Regions from separate parts of the Homo sapiens genome. Here region 2 is linked to region 1. Evidence: read pairs that join two places in POLR2A ChIA-PET (ENCODE). Cell type or tissue: PC-3. All regions are shown on one strand. Links, peaks and the distances in the headings refer to the core of each region. The heading gives the core; the rest is flanking DNA.

The links. Peaks named below come from ENCODE experiments on the same cell type or tissue, not always from the same donor. Only the 100,000 strongest peaks of a DNase experiment are listed, where the experiment ranks them.
Region 2: POLR2A ChIA-PET joins it to region 1 with 15 read pairs; 1 of 35 experiments calls an interaction of 5 or more read pairs at or near these places.

Annotation. Positions count from the first base shown.
Region 1 is chr13:95,112,197-95,119,667 of GRCh38, forward strand. ABCC4 (ATP binding cassette subfamily C member 4 (PEL blood group)) reads right to left here. Exons shown (of 31, transcript NM_005845.5): 20 at 3,726-3,805. Among named protein-coding and RNA genes, the nearest start is that of SNORD13G, 94 kb to the right of the region's middle. In PC-3, for the core only: no CTCF peak of the experiment used is centred there; DNase peaks (open chromatin) are centred at 3,605 and 5,135; H3K4me3 peaks cover 1,364 bases; H3K27ac peaks cover 4,000 bases.
Region 2 is chr13:94,653,270-94,660,740 of GRCh38, forward strand. No RefSeq gene overlaps it. Among named protein-coding and RNA genes, the nearest start is that of LINC00391, 51 kb to the right of the region's middle. In PC-3, for the core only: no CTCF peak of the experiment used is centred there; a DNase peak (open chromatin) is centred at 3,682; H3K4me3 peaks cover 582 bases; H3K27ac peaks cover 1,658 bases.

The DNA.
Region 1 (7,471 bases), core at 1,302-5,301:
ACAAAAATTAGCTTAGAGTGGTGGTGGTCATCTGTAATCACAGCTACTCAGGAGGCTGAGGCATGAAAATCGTTTGAACCTGGGGGGCAAAGGTTGCAGTGAGCTGAGATCGCACCATTGCACTCCAGCCTGGGTAACAGAGTGAGACCATCTCAAAAAAAAAAAAAAGAAAGTCACATGGATAAATGCAACTACATTATTTATTTCTATAGCTATTTGATTTTAAATCTCAGCTTTAGTAAGAATAACAACTCGACAGTCTTAGTCTGAATGTTCTGGTAAGTGTAGAATTTCAACTCCCTTTTTATGAAGATACCTAACTTTTCTGTGGATTTTAATCTTCATTCTATTTGTTACTATACATCCTGCCAAAGTTCTTTCTGGCTCAAGAATACCATCCGTAGTTGGTTCTGATGATACGTAGTTCCCCTGTCGATCAGTCAGCTAGATAACACCAAGGGTAACATCTTGACAAAGAAATTTCCAGTTTTTTTAAACTCAATTGTTTCAGTCAATCTCAGCTGCTGGGTTGAGAAGGCCTCACTTTCTGTGAGTTTCTCTGGGCTTAGGAGGAACTGCTAGTCACTGTGATTATTACCTATTGAACCTAACGAGAGCCATCAAAACCCAGGGCCCGTGATGTCAGCAGCATGTTTATTACCCATAGAACCTGATGACAGCCACAAAACCCAGGGCCCCAGTGTCCGAAGCATGTTTTGCTAAGGATGTTAAACACAAAGTCATCCAGGAAATTTCCTACTATCTGAATTTTGAAAGGGGCTAAATAAACCCTGTAGAAGAATTGATGCGGTAGACGAGGCCTAAAATTCAACTCCATTTCAGATGCCCATGCAATGGAGAAGGCTACTATCCACACAGATAACATCAGGCTTCCTGTATGGCTCACCCCACTGGCTCTAGAAATAAATTTTAAAAATGTATCACAGAACTGAGTCAAAGTAGACAAAATTTCCTTTGCAAAACAAAACACCTCCCTCCTTCCCCCCTAAAAGATCAACGACTTTAAGCAAAGCCATGAGGTGAACAAAGCTAACTGTCATTTTGACCTTGCTTTGCTTTAATTCAGGAGACTACTTAGAAATGTACCGAGCAACCCCCTTCATTCGGCTCAGCTAGCAGAGCTAATAGGCTTCTAATTAATTTCCAGAAGATTGCTGTTATAACTAACAGGTTTTAAACATTTGGTTGATTGGGGAAAATGAATTGAATATAATGTATTTGATTTGGAAAATTAGTTTTCATTCTATGTGCTTACCATAATAGTGTTTATTTTAAGTTTACATGATTCCATTAAGAGTCCCAGAACAGCACTGGGCTGTTTTCATCCTTACAGAGAGGCCTAGGCAACTTAAAAAAAAAAAAAAAAAATTACATTTAGATTTTTGTTGGCCTTTATTTGAGGGCAGGTTAAATGCATTTTTTTGGGTGGGTGGCTTTAATAAAAATTTTCACTTCCTAATATAGCAACAGGCCCAAATACTTTAAAATGATCCTGGCGATACCTCAGTCAAAAGCCCACTCATCGAATGCAAATCCCCGGGAGAAAGGCTCGGCACACAAAGTAAGATGAACCAGTTACTGCATTGTTTACCACGTTTCACTTGATTCTTCCTGACAACCATTTAAACAATGAATGTTGGGAAATGTCCCTCAAAGAATCAACAACAATGGCAGGGACCAGAGCTTTTATATTTAGCTAATACTATTTTTAAAAGGAGAAAATATTTCTTCCTGAAGGGATTATGGGAAGCCTTATTAAAGACACCTGCAAACAAAACAAGTGACAATAGATCTTTATCATAATTGATAACTAAGTTATCCTTTAGATAAAACTCCTTTCTTGGAGACAATAACATTAGGATTTAACCTTCGCTGTAGATTCAAGAAATCAGCTAATTGGGGCCAGTAGGATTCCACAACATTAAGTTTACCAAGATTATGTGAGTGGATAATAACAAACGCCCTTGTCTCTCTGGTTAAATAGAAGTACAACGAGACTAGAATTTTCCCTCCTCATGCTTCTAAGAAATGTTTTATATTGACATCAAGTAGCATCCATCCCTCTCCCTCCATATGTGAGACAAAGCACATAAGGGATACTAATTACGACCGCTCACTCTGCTAAGCACATAGTGGGCCAGCCAGCTTCGGAAACTCAACCTTTGCCTAGCTTCCTGTTGCAAAGAAACAGAAACTTTCACAAAATCTTCTTGAAGTAATTAACAATCCCTGTCAAAACGTGTACAGACAATAATCTGCATTCTATGTAAACGGGGCAACTGTTTTAGTGATGGCTTCTGAGGGATAAATAATATAGCTAAACCCAGGAGGGCACATTTTAAAAATGTTTGCAAAAGAAAAAAAAAAATCAGAGGTCCTTGTTTGCAGTAAAAATAATCCACCTGTGAGTCTCAGCTTACTTCACCTCCATAAACAGTGGATGCCTTCGCCCATGGGCTATACTGTTTGCAGTCACATGCTCATTTGCTGCCTTGCTGTGTGACAAACAGGAATTCCTATAAGCATTTCAAGCCTATGACTGATTTTTCTTACATAGCTAATTTTCCAAATTAAGTAATTTTGCTTCCTTTATAACTGTGGCTCCAGAGGAGATCTAAAGCATCTGAGCATTGAGAAAAAAGCAGGGGTAGGGGGATCACAGGATCAAGCCAAAATTGCAGACCCCAACTGTAGTATTTCTATTTAATGGCTTTAAATTCAGCTAATGATTACAACTATTCTAAGTTGGCACTTAGAAAAAGTCACAGAGGTTCAAATTTCATAAAGTGTTAGCAACAGCAGCTGAGATTTTGGAATATGTATAGCTTTTAATAGATGCATTTCCAAAATAAACACTTGGGAAAAAAAAAGTGCCCCAGCTTGAACCACTGACAAGTAGACAAAATTAAACAATAGGAAAAAATAAAATAAAACCAAACCACATGAGCAACAGTACTGAATAAGGAGATGAGAGATGACCCAATATTATTTTTTAGAGCCTCAAGTTCACAAACAAAAGAAAAGTTTTACAGAAGGTATTTCTGTAGGATTGTTGGTTTTTTTTTTTTAAAGACAGCTTAAGACTTAGAGCAATCAACGTGTGAAAACAAAAAAGACATTTTCTGAGTTGACTTTGATCCTGTACTCAAATTGGCTTAGATATCCTTGCCTTTAAAGGCTTTGTATCCGCAATAACTGCTCTCTATTGTCCTTGTTAATAAAGTATTATTTTCACCTTATTATTACTAATCTTTTCTTTGTAAGTAACCACACCTGGTTCTATCCAAAAAAAAAAAAAAAGTGCCTAAGTATTTGCCCTTTGTGGTAATACAATGCATAATTTAGTTAATCTAGGCTATCTTTCCGTGAGAGGTGATTGTTTCTGTATTATGAAATGTGTTCACAGTAAAGCAAAATCCACGCCAGATACCTAGAGGCAGACGGAGAGCCACTTACCAAGCACGAAGCTGCTTCAAACTAACCCTGACGCGACTGTATAGCCACTCCCACACACAAGGTATTACTCATGCCAACTTAGCCTCTGAGTTATAACCGCACCTTTCTTTTACAAACATGGCCCTTTATTAAGTTAACATTACACACAGCCAGGCCGAGAGTCCCACCCCCAGACCCCATGAAAAGGGCTTGAAAAAATAGGAACTTCCGTTTTCCATTTGAGATCCTGACATTACTCTCAACGTTACCTGGATGAAATCTAAAAACGTCAGCGGCAGCAAATCATCCAAGTGTCCAATGTCTTTGGAGAAACGATTTAAAATTCTTCCTGCAAGAACAGGATATGAAAAATTACTCATTTCCCCAGATAGACCCTTTAAGAGAAACAATTCGCAAACAAATCAAAACAATATTTTAAATGCATATGTATTTAATATATTATTCATATGAAATAAGCCGATGTCAGTGGTAAAGAAAAAGAAAATAGGACGATACCTAAAGAGAAACAAAAATATCATCAAATGGCAGCGGGCAGGGAGTTGAAATGTGGCCCTGATTTTAAAAGAATTAAGGGAAAAAAATCTTGTGACAGTATCAGGAAGGGTTGGTGGGTTCTAGAATGTTCCCTCCTTTTAAGACCCAATCTAGGACTTCCATCCAAGTGCAAAGTAGGTAGATGAACGTACAGAAATTGATCCTAATTATTTCACTAATTTTGCTTTATCAGAATTTCTTTTGCTAAGTGGTATATTTTTTATATAAACATAATGATAACCTCTGTATTTTTTTTTCCCCAGCCTGCTTGACTGTACCTCACATTTTTGGGGAAACTTGGGATCCTATCATTTTCCAGGCTGTGAGTTTACTACTGGCAAACAAGTTGTCATTTTCAGATGTGCAAACAGTATGACAAAAACAGGCTTAGTCTTATCTAAGAACACAAGAGGAAATTATGCAGGAAAACAGAAATATTATTTAATGACTGAAGATCACTGCTTAGCATCGACTTTATTTCCCGTCAAGTAGAATCCAAGAAAACAGTATGTCATAAAGGCATCACAAACAGATCAAACCTGGTTTCTAATAAATATCTATTCTTTCAAATGATTTCCTTCAAAAAAATGGAAGCTATACACACATAGCCTACGTGGATGCAGGTGACCCCTGAGAAGTGTGTGTGTCTAGGCCTCTGAACTTCTTTTCTAATCAACGCTTCCGGAAGCCCTGCTTACAGATGAGATGTGTGGCCTCCTAGGGTTTGTCAGGATTGACTTCGTCCTGGGGCCTTTATACCAGGCTGCAAGTGGACCATGAATGGTCAGAGGCTGTAGACGGAGCTGCCTCCCGCTGCTGGGGCTAATGCAGCCTCTGCAGTTCTCCTGAGGCATCCAGCTGGCCAAGAAGCACAGTGTGTACAAGTTGGAGCTGCACCTCAATTTTCTTGTCTCAGGCTTCGGACACACAGACTCCAGAAAGCATCATTCAGTGACACCTTTGGCAGGCCCAGTGACAACTTTTCTGAGCCTCTAATAACACCTCCTCTAGAGGGTTGTCCTAGGGATTAAACGGGCTCATGCCTGTTAAAAAAAAAAAAAAAAAGCCCAGGCACAACGCCAGGTACTTTTTCATGGCTGCTAGAAAACCAAAACCAAAAAGGTGCGATGATGACTATGACCCACAGGTTCTGCAGCATGCCACCGGGGAGGAAGCTCAACTTTTCAAATGCAGGTCCTGATGCAGTGGCCCTGGGGAGGAGCTGGAGCCTGAATTTCCAACCAGCTTCCGGGGGCCCTTCTGCTGTTTGCCAGACCATGCTATGCAGGGCAAGAGGTCAGGCTATTATTTTATCAGCTATACTTAAGAAACATTAAAATTAAATGAGTATTTTTCCGACAGATACTTATGGATTTTGTTTGTCGTCCTTCTTGTTATTTTTTCTCATCTCAGTGTATCAATACCAATAAAAGGAAAATATAAGTTAAAAAATTTAAGACATAATTATTAAAATATGAATTATTTCTTAAGTGGAAAAGTTAACATAGGCAATATTCAGAAACATTGCAAGTATGGTTCAGCTTTTAAAAAGTTGAAAGCAATATTCAAATTAAAAAAAAAAAAAAGATAGGCCAGGTATGGGGCTCACACCTATAATCCCAGTACTTCTGAAGGCAGAGGTGGGAGCATTGCTTGAGCTCAAGAGTTCAAGACCAGCCTGAGCAACATAGCGAGACCTCATCTCTACAAAAAAGAAAAGAAGAAAAAAAGATAAAAAGGCTACATAAATCATTAGTATGTGAAAACCAACCCTTTATCTTGACCATTTGGGAGCATCTTAAAATCTGAAAGACCCATGGTTGGAAAACAGCATAAAATACAAGGAAAACAAAAACAACTGAGAAAGCCCACCTCCTCACACAGCTACGCCAATAACTGAACTGAATGTCAAAGATCAGCTGAAATCAAAACTCTTATCAACAATGATCTCAGTGTAGAAAGTGTAAGATTAGAAGGTTCAATAGTTACTTCCTTGTTCTAAGAAACAATTCAAAGACTGGTGTTTGCAAAAAGAATAAAAGTTTTAATTTTTTTTTTTTTTTGAGATGGAGTCTCACTCTGTTGCCCAGGCTGGAGGAGATCTCAGCTCACTGCAACCTCTGTCTCCTGGGTTCAAGTGATTCTCCTGCCTCAGCCTCCCGCGTAGCTGAGATTACAGGCACATGCCACCATGACCAGCTAATTTCTGTATTTTTAGTAGAGACGGGGTTTCACCACGTTGGTCAGGCTGGTCTCAAGCTTCTGATCTCAGGTGATCCACCCACCTCAGCCTCCCAAAGTGCTGGGATTACAGGTGTGAGCCATAGCACCCGGCCAGAATATTTTCATCTGGCTTCGCAGTAAACTGTCATAATCAGAGCTGTGATGTCAAGTTCACAGTCTCACAGTCATTTTCCCAGAGGTCTCCAAATCAAACACTTATGATAAATTCCCTCCATGCACATGCCACACCTCTTCATCCAAATGACATCTGGCCCCTGCTGGAGCATCTCCAGGGATGTCGAGAGAAGAGGAGTCACTGTTTCCTGAGGAGACCCAATCTATTTTCGGACTGTTCTGTTAGACAAGGCTTGCTTACATTAAACCGAATCTTGCCTTCCGGGAACATCCAATCGTTGCTGCTGATTCTGCCCTTACAACCATACAAAGTGAATCGAATTTCTCTTGACAGGGCAGCTCTTCAACTACTTGAAGAAAGTTAATCACAAGTTTTCCAGACTTCTCACAGGCACCTATCCCTTGGGTACCTCAATTATCTCTCATAACACACAGGGTCCCATGTTGGCCATTGCCTCAGCACATAGTCAGGTAGCCAGCCTCTCTGAATGCCTGGTAGCCAGGATTAAAATAAATACCCTAGGTATTATCTGCATATCTCAGGGTCAGGATATATCCCATGACTAAGCCCACAATCACAGTAAATTCTTTGAGCCAGACCACATTTTGGACTCACATTTAATGTAAATCCACATCACTCCAATCCTGCATGATGGCACAGGTAGATTTTTGGGAGCTGGACAATAAACAACTATTGAGTGCATCCCCACGGACCCCAAAATTCAATTTTATAAGAAGTATCTCAAGGCATTAATAAGTGCATCAAAGATGGTCAATGTGGCATTATTTGGTAAATCAGAAGCAGGAAACAACCGAAATGTCTGAAAAGGGTCTATATTAAGTTATGAGCACACTAAAATTTTCCTCTGAGAGAGAGAGAGAGAGAAACCAAGCTCCTTTGAAGTCATAATATCACATACAGAGTCAGGTTGCTCCTAACTTTTTTCCACAACATAGAATATTATAAAAGGTGTTAATGAACTTTTTGTCAAAATACAAATTCATAAATGACTCTATTTTACAAACTGATTCTAGAATCTAATCTGAAGTTAAAGTCACCTCCGGAATTCTGATACGTCTCCCATGACGAAGACTTCCCAAT
Region 2 (7,471 bases), core at 1,309-5,308, 460 kb before region 1:
TAGTGAATGAGCAGACATTTCTCTTTATACAAGTATTTCAGCTAATAAATGAAGAAGGGATGGGACAAGAAACTATTCCTGTTTTGCAACTCCAAATAATGAATGGATCTACGCATTCAACATCAGTGCCTGCTAACATCACAAAAATAACCAAAGATCATGTGCTTTTTGATACAAGGATACAACCACCCAACAAAGTGGGCTTGTCAAAGAATACAGCCTGAACTTGATCAAGTCTCTAGATCCAATGTTCAATTTCCTAGAAAAACAGAAGACAAAGGAACAGGATAGACTTATCAGAAGATGCAATCAGCAAAATGCAGAAGAAGAGAAACTCTACAGGACAAAACAACTTAGATTGTTCAATTAAAAAAAATTGCAAAGAAAAAAGAAATGGAAGATGACTACAGAAAAGCAAAATAAAACAATAAAGACACAACAGACATATCAACTAGACCAAACAAAAAAAAAAAAAAAAAGAAAAAGTGTCCCTTATTTGAATCTTGCTTTTAAAAAACTACCAAAACACCCGGGTGCGGTGGCTCATGCCTGTAATCCCAGCACTTTGGGAGGCGGAGGCAGGTGGATCACTTGAGGTCGGGAGTTTGAGACCGGCCTGGCCAACATGGTGAAACCCTGTCTCTACTAAAAATACAAAAATTAGCCAGATGTGGTGGGGCATGCCTGTAGTCCCAGCTACTCCAGAGGCTGAGGCGGGAGAATCGCTTGAACCCGGGAGGCGGAGTGGCAGTGAGCCAAGATTGTGCCACTGCCCTCCAGCCTGGGCGACAGAGTGAGACTCTGTCTCAAAAACAAAAACTAAAAACAAAAAAACCCTACCAAAACAACTTTTTGACATAAAAGAGATAATTGCAAATTTGAATTCTAGGTATTTTTTATGATGTTAAGGAATTGTGGCTTTTTATTTATTTATTTTTGCGACAGAGTCTTACTCTCTCACACAGACTGGCACGCAGCGGTTCGATCTTGGCTCACTGAAATCTCCACCTCCTGGATTCAAGTGATTCTCCTGCCTCGGCCTCCCGAGTAGCTGGGACTACAGGCGAGTGCCACCACACCTGGCTAACTTTTGTATTTTTAGTAGAGAAGGGGTTTTACCATGTTGGCCGGGCTTGTTTTGAACTCCCGACCTCAGTTGATCTGCTCTCCTCAGCCTGAGAAAGTGCTGGGTTTACAGGCATGAGCGACCGCGCCCAGCCAGGAATTGTGGCTTTCAAAAAGTGTAAGAATGATATTGTGGGTTTCTTAAGAGTGTCACTTTTGGAGCTATATACTGAAATGTGTATGGATGAGTGTCATTATGAAATGATGATGCATGGATATTTGCTTCAACTTAATACACAGGGTAGGGATAGTCGATGGAGGTGTAGATGGGGAAGAACTACCATGGGTTAATATCTGCTAGAGCTAGGTGATAAGTACATGGGGCTTTGCTGTTCTACTCTGTCTACTGTTATAGATTAAAAATTCTCTACAATCACTTTTTAAAAATATATTAAATGGATAACAAAACTGAGAGGATTTTTTCCTTTCGAAGAAAATAATCCATAAACAAATTTTTCAGGAAGCACAAATATAGGAGTTTATGGATTTTTTCTTTTTTATTTTTACCTTTTTTGACTCCTGAAGCTATGACTGAAGGCACTTAAAACCTTTTATTGTGTAATATTTTATATAGAGACAACAATACCCCTACACAACATATTGTTTCATTTTTCATGGTTTTGAGCTTTGTAAAAATGGTGTTATACTGGATGTGACTTCTTCAGTCAGGTTTTCAAGATACATTTTGTTGTTGTGTGTCTCTGTAGTTCTTTCATTTTTCACCACTGTACAGTATTTCATTGTATGAATATACTACAAGTTGAGCATCCCTAATCCAAAAACCCAAAATTCCAAATGCTCCTAAATCCAAAACTTTTTGTGTGCCAATGTGACACCACAAGTAAAAAATTCCACATTGGGCCTCATGTGACAGGTTGCAGTCAAAACAAAGGCCACACATAGAATTTACTCAGTGTCCCCAAAGGAAAAAGACCCTCCCACCCTCTTTCAGCTGTGATGTATCTTTTTAACACACACTGAAATTCCCCCATGCAAACACACCCACAAAGGGTAATAAAATGGTATATGTGCAGGGTGGATGCTCCATGGGCAGGTTCCCCATGATGCCCCACTTGGGGCCACGACCTATGTGCGTTACTCACTCTGTTTTTGGTTTTGTTTTATTTTTTTTGAGGTGGAGTTTCACTCTTGTTGCCCAGGCTGGAGGGCAATGGCGCAATCTCGGCTCACCACAACCTCCACCTCCCGGGTTCAAGTGATTCTCCTGCCTCAGCCTCCCAAGTAGCTGGGATTAGAAGCATGTACCACGATGCCCGGCTAATTTTTTATTTTTAGTAGAGACAGGGTTTCTCCATGTTGGTCAGGCTGGTCTTGAACTCCTGACCTCAGGTGATCCGCCCACCTTGGCCTCCCAAAGTGCAGGGATTACAGATGTGAGCCACCATGCCTGGCCTGTTTTTTTAACTTATTCTGTGTTCTACAGTGTAAAGATATTGTTGAAAGTGCTAAAAAAAAAAAAAGGCCTGCAGAATCCCTCTGGGTAACAGTGATAAGAAAAAGCATTTATGTTTATCTGTAGCATAGACAGTCAAGATGTTGGAGAAACTGGACAGCTGTGTAAGTGAGAAGCATCTTACAGGAGAGTATGATATTGGAGTGACCACTATATAGGACCTGAAGAAACAGAAGGATGAACTGTTGAAGTTCTGTGTTGAAAATGATGAACAGAAATTGAAAAATAGAGAAACTGCCTAAAACTAAAAATGAAGATCTTGATGGTGTATTGAAAGTGTGGATCTGTCTGCATTATGGTGGACACATGCCACTTATTGGTATGCTGATCATGAAACAAGCAAATATCTATCATGATGAACTGAAAATTGAAGGGATTTGTGAATATTCAATAGGCTGGTTGCAGATATAAGAAAAGACACAGCATTAAACATTTAAATATTTGTGGTGATAAAGCATCTGCTGCTGATGAAGCAGCAAAGATATTCCCTGATGCATGGGCTGGGCATTGTGGTTTATGCCTGTAATTCCAGAACTTTGGGAGGCCAAGGTGGGAAGATTGCTTGAGCCTAGGAGTTCGAGGCCAGCCTAGGCAACATGGCAAGAACCTGTCTCTACAAAAAATAATTTTAAGAAATCAGCTGGGCATGGTGGCAGGCACTCATCTTCTTAGCTAACTGGAAGGCTGTGTTGGGAGGATCACTTGAACCCAGAGGGCTGAGGCTGCAGTGAGCTGTATTCATGCCACTGTACTCCAGCCTGGATGACAAAGTGAGAAATAAATAAAAATAAATAATAAATTAAAAAACAATAATAAATAAAAATAAGAAATTCATTGATGAGTTTGCCAAGGTCATCACTGATGAAAACCTGATGCTGAACAAGTCTGTAATGCTGATGAAACATCACTGTTTCAATTTTATTGCCCCAGAAAGACACTGACTACAGCTGATGAGACAGCCCTTACAGGATTAAGAAGGCCAAGGACAGAACAAATGTGCTGGGATGTGTTAATGCAGCAGGCATGCATAAATGTAAACTTGCTGTAATAGTAAAATACTTGCATCCTTGCTGTTTTCAAGGAGTGAATTTCTTACCAGTCCATTAGTATGCTTACAGAAAGGTATGAGTCACCAGGGACTTTTTTTTTTTTTTTTCTTTTTGGTTTCACAAACATTTTTTGCCAGTAGCTTGTGCTCACCGCAGGGAGGCTGGACTGGATGGTGACTGCAAGATTTTGTTGTTCCTTGACAAATAATCTCATTCTCCAGCTGAAATTCTCAGAAATAATGTCTATGCCATGTACTTTCCCCCATATGTGACTGCATTAATTCAGCCATGAAACCAGGGTATGCTTAGGTGAATGAGGAGTAAATACAAAAACACTTTATTGAATAGCATGCTAGAAGCAGTGAAAAGAAGTGGGTGTGGAAGGTTTTCAAAAGGAGTTTAGTGTGAAGGATGCTGTATATGCTGTTGCCAATGCATGGAACACAGTGGCTAATGACACAGCTGTGCATGTCTGGCGCAACCTCTGGCTTGTGACTATGTTCAGTGCTGATGATAAAGACATTGGATATTCTTGTACACTTATGAAAGCAATTCTCTAAGACATACACTGACGGGTGGGGCCACTGGGTCACAGACGACACATATATTCAACCTTACGAGGTAATCCCCAACTATTTTCTACAGTGGTTCTACCAAATTATACCCCAACCATCAATTTATAGAAATTTTTGTTTCTTTTTAAGTATTCGTCATTTTTTTCTGTAAAGAAATGGAAGTGGCCTAGAATGACAAAGATACTTTATATAGGTGCTTTTTAGAATTCGTTTTTAAGGACTTCTTCAGGATGATCTCATTCCTACTCACACATGTGAGTGCACCATTTGTTTGCTGTGCAATACTACTTACATATCTATTACGTATCTATTTATATTGTTATTTAGTTTTTCAGGCGTTTGTCTTTTCCTCTCCAACTAGATCAAAAGCTACGTGAGGGCCAGGAGGCAGGTATGGCCATTTTTGCCTACCCAGCATCTGTTCCCTTCTTTTGGAAGCAGCATCTCAATTTCCCTCTAGAGAATCACCTCTAACCACTCTCTCAATCCATAGTCTCAATGAGGTTCACTCCCCTCCCCATCCCCAAAGTTGCATGTCTATTCTAAGCACAGGTCAGCAGGGACACATGACTTAGGTTGTGCCTAAGGTCAGCCCAGTGAGACTCAATTTTGCAACTTTTGTTGGAAATTTTGGGAAAGTTTTGTTTTGATTTTTTATTCTGTGGCTTCTGAACCAATAGGATGCTTAGAGGTGCTGAAGGTCATCATGCAACTGCATGAAGTAGACCTGCCTGAGGGTGAATTCAATGCAGAAGAAAGAAGCACCAAATGGGGGAAGAGACTGATTTCTGGATCCAGCTGTGCCGGGAGCCAGTGAAAGCCTCTGGCTTTTCAGTTACATAAACCAATGAGAAAGTCTCTCTGTTCTCACTCCAAGTCCTGACTTATGTATAATTTATTCAAAAAGTTTATTTGTTTGTTTGTTTGGTTGGTTGTTTTTCAAGATGAAGTCTCGCTCTATTGCCCAGGCTGGAGTGCAGTGGTGTGATCTGGGCTCACTGCAACCTCCACCTCCCAGGTTCAAGCGATTCTCCTGCCTCAGCCTCCCAAGTAGCTGGGATTACAGGTGCCTGCCACCAGGCCCTGCTAATTTTTGTATTTTTTTTTTAGTGGGGATGGGGTTTCACCTTGTTGGCCAGGCATGTCTCAAACTCTTGGGCTCGAGCAATCTTCCCACCTCAGCCTCCCAAAACGCTGGAATAACAGGTATAAACCACTGCATGTGGCCTCAAAAAGTATTTATTACCCGCCCATGCTAGGGTTAAAGATACAGCAATGAACATGTTCTATGAATGTTTGTTTTGATTTCTATTTGAATGATCTTGCTATTGTGAAATTATAGGTTTAGCCTCTAATAATTTTTAAAATAGACACTTATAAGTAAACCATTTTCAAGCTTCCTCAAGAAGCAGTTGGTAAACATGTTTGTTCAATATGTTAAAATATTAAACCAATGCTCTTATATTCTGGTACTCAGTACTCTTACAGAATATAAATAAGAAATAGTCCCTACTTTAGAATGGCTTATGATATCATCTAATGGGAAAGATAGCACAATTGGAGGGAGGAAAACCCTCAGGCTCCTAAAACTGATAACAGACACAAGTGCAATACATAGTTCAGAGAGAGAGAGAGAGAGAGAGAATGAACAGGCATGTGTGTATATCCTAAGAACATTCTGAACTGAGTAGATGTCCACACCTAGGTGAAATAATAAAGGAGAAAGCCTGGAGTGGATCTTGATTTTGTGGGAAGTGAAGCTTATACAATTTATATAAGGGTCCTCCTTAAGAAAACAAATGCAAAGTTAGGCATAAGGTCTTAGCTGGTGCAAGCAAGGCCCTGAAGCTTAAGATTTGTTAGCTTCAGGGTTGATCTGCCTACGCAGGAGAGGTCTGAGTATGTGCAAAATCCCAAGTGGTGGTTCAAGGAAGTACAAACAGGTTTAACTAACTAGGGTGGGAAAGGAAAGCTAGCAGATAGAGGAAATGACAATTACATTACTAACTGATTGATTGAAAAGGCTGGTCATTTTAGGGATCCTAAAAGCTAAGGAGATTAAGTTTCATGATTATGTAATTGGGAACTAGAGCAGATTTCTAAGAAGGAAAGTTGCATGGTTAGGGAAAAATTTCTTGCCACTGGGTTTAAGATTAATTAATCCATAAATAAAAGTAGGTACTAGGGCTCCTAGAGATATTTGTAGCAAGAAATGATGATTTTGTGGACCAGGATGGAGATTGCAGAAACTGAAAGGAAGGAAATGAAGTCATATCCAAGTGATTTTGAAGGAAATAGTCTAAATATGTGGAAGAAAACAGGACTGAAAGGTCTGGAAGTTTTCAAGGCTGAAGTGCAGAGGTTGGCAATGGATTCATTTTGATGTTACTTTTTTCTAACATAAGCTTCTTGCAGGTCAGGATTTAGGGCTTTAGGATTATTTTGCACTATTTTTTGTAGATGCACATTTAGTACATATCTAATATTCTTTAATATTCCAGTAATGTAAGAAATCTTGATAGTGTTTCCATGTGAGCTATTAAGGGGGAAAACTGTATAGCCCCTTCCATGATGAATGGAAGTGCTAGATTCCAAAACTACATACTCCAGAAGAGGAATGTGACTGGCAACGTGGTCAAAGGAAAAGAAGTTAGCCTTCGGGTTTGGAAATCTCTCCCTGTCTCCATGTTCTGAGCTTAAAATATTCAGATGGCTTCAGCTCAGTTACAGCCTCCCTTGGGTGTCCACAGGGGCCTTGAAGGAAGCAGAAGAGAGTTCATCTCACCTGTAAACACTGAAGTAAATGGATGGCCCACCCTTTGTATGCAGAGTGAAGAAAAAGGATTAAACACTGGCGTGGCAATGATGACCAGGCATTTTCTTGGAGGTTACACTTGAAAAACATATAGGGTTTTTCAATCATTTAAAGATAATTCTATCCCAAAGGATTGAAATAATCCAGTTTGGGCCAAACCTACCTGAAAACAAGACATAGAACATTTCTATGATTTACTCATTTTCCCTTCAGAAACTCAAATCTACCACCAGCAATATTGAAAAGATAGAGTGCATTACACCCTGCTATTCACTGATTTCAGCAATGGAAGTGTGAACGTGGGAAACCTGAGTTTATTCATCAGTTTTAAGAAAACCCTCAAGATATAAAGCTGGCTCTGTGGGAATCTTTAGTCTGATTGCTCTAAGAGCAATAGCCACTGTCTAGGAGCAAAAAAGGAGGAATTTAGTGG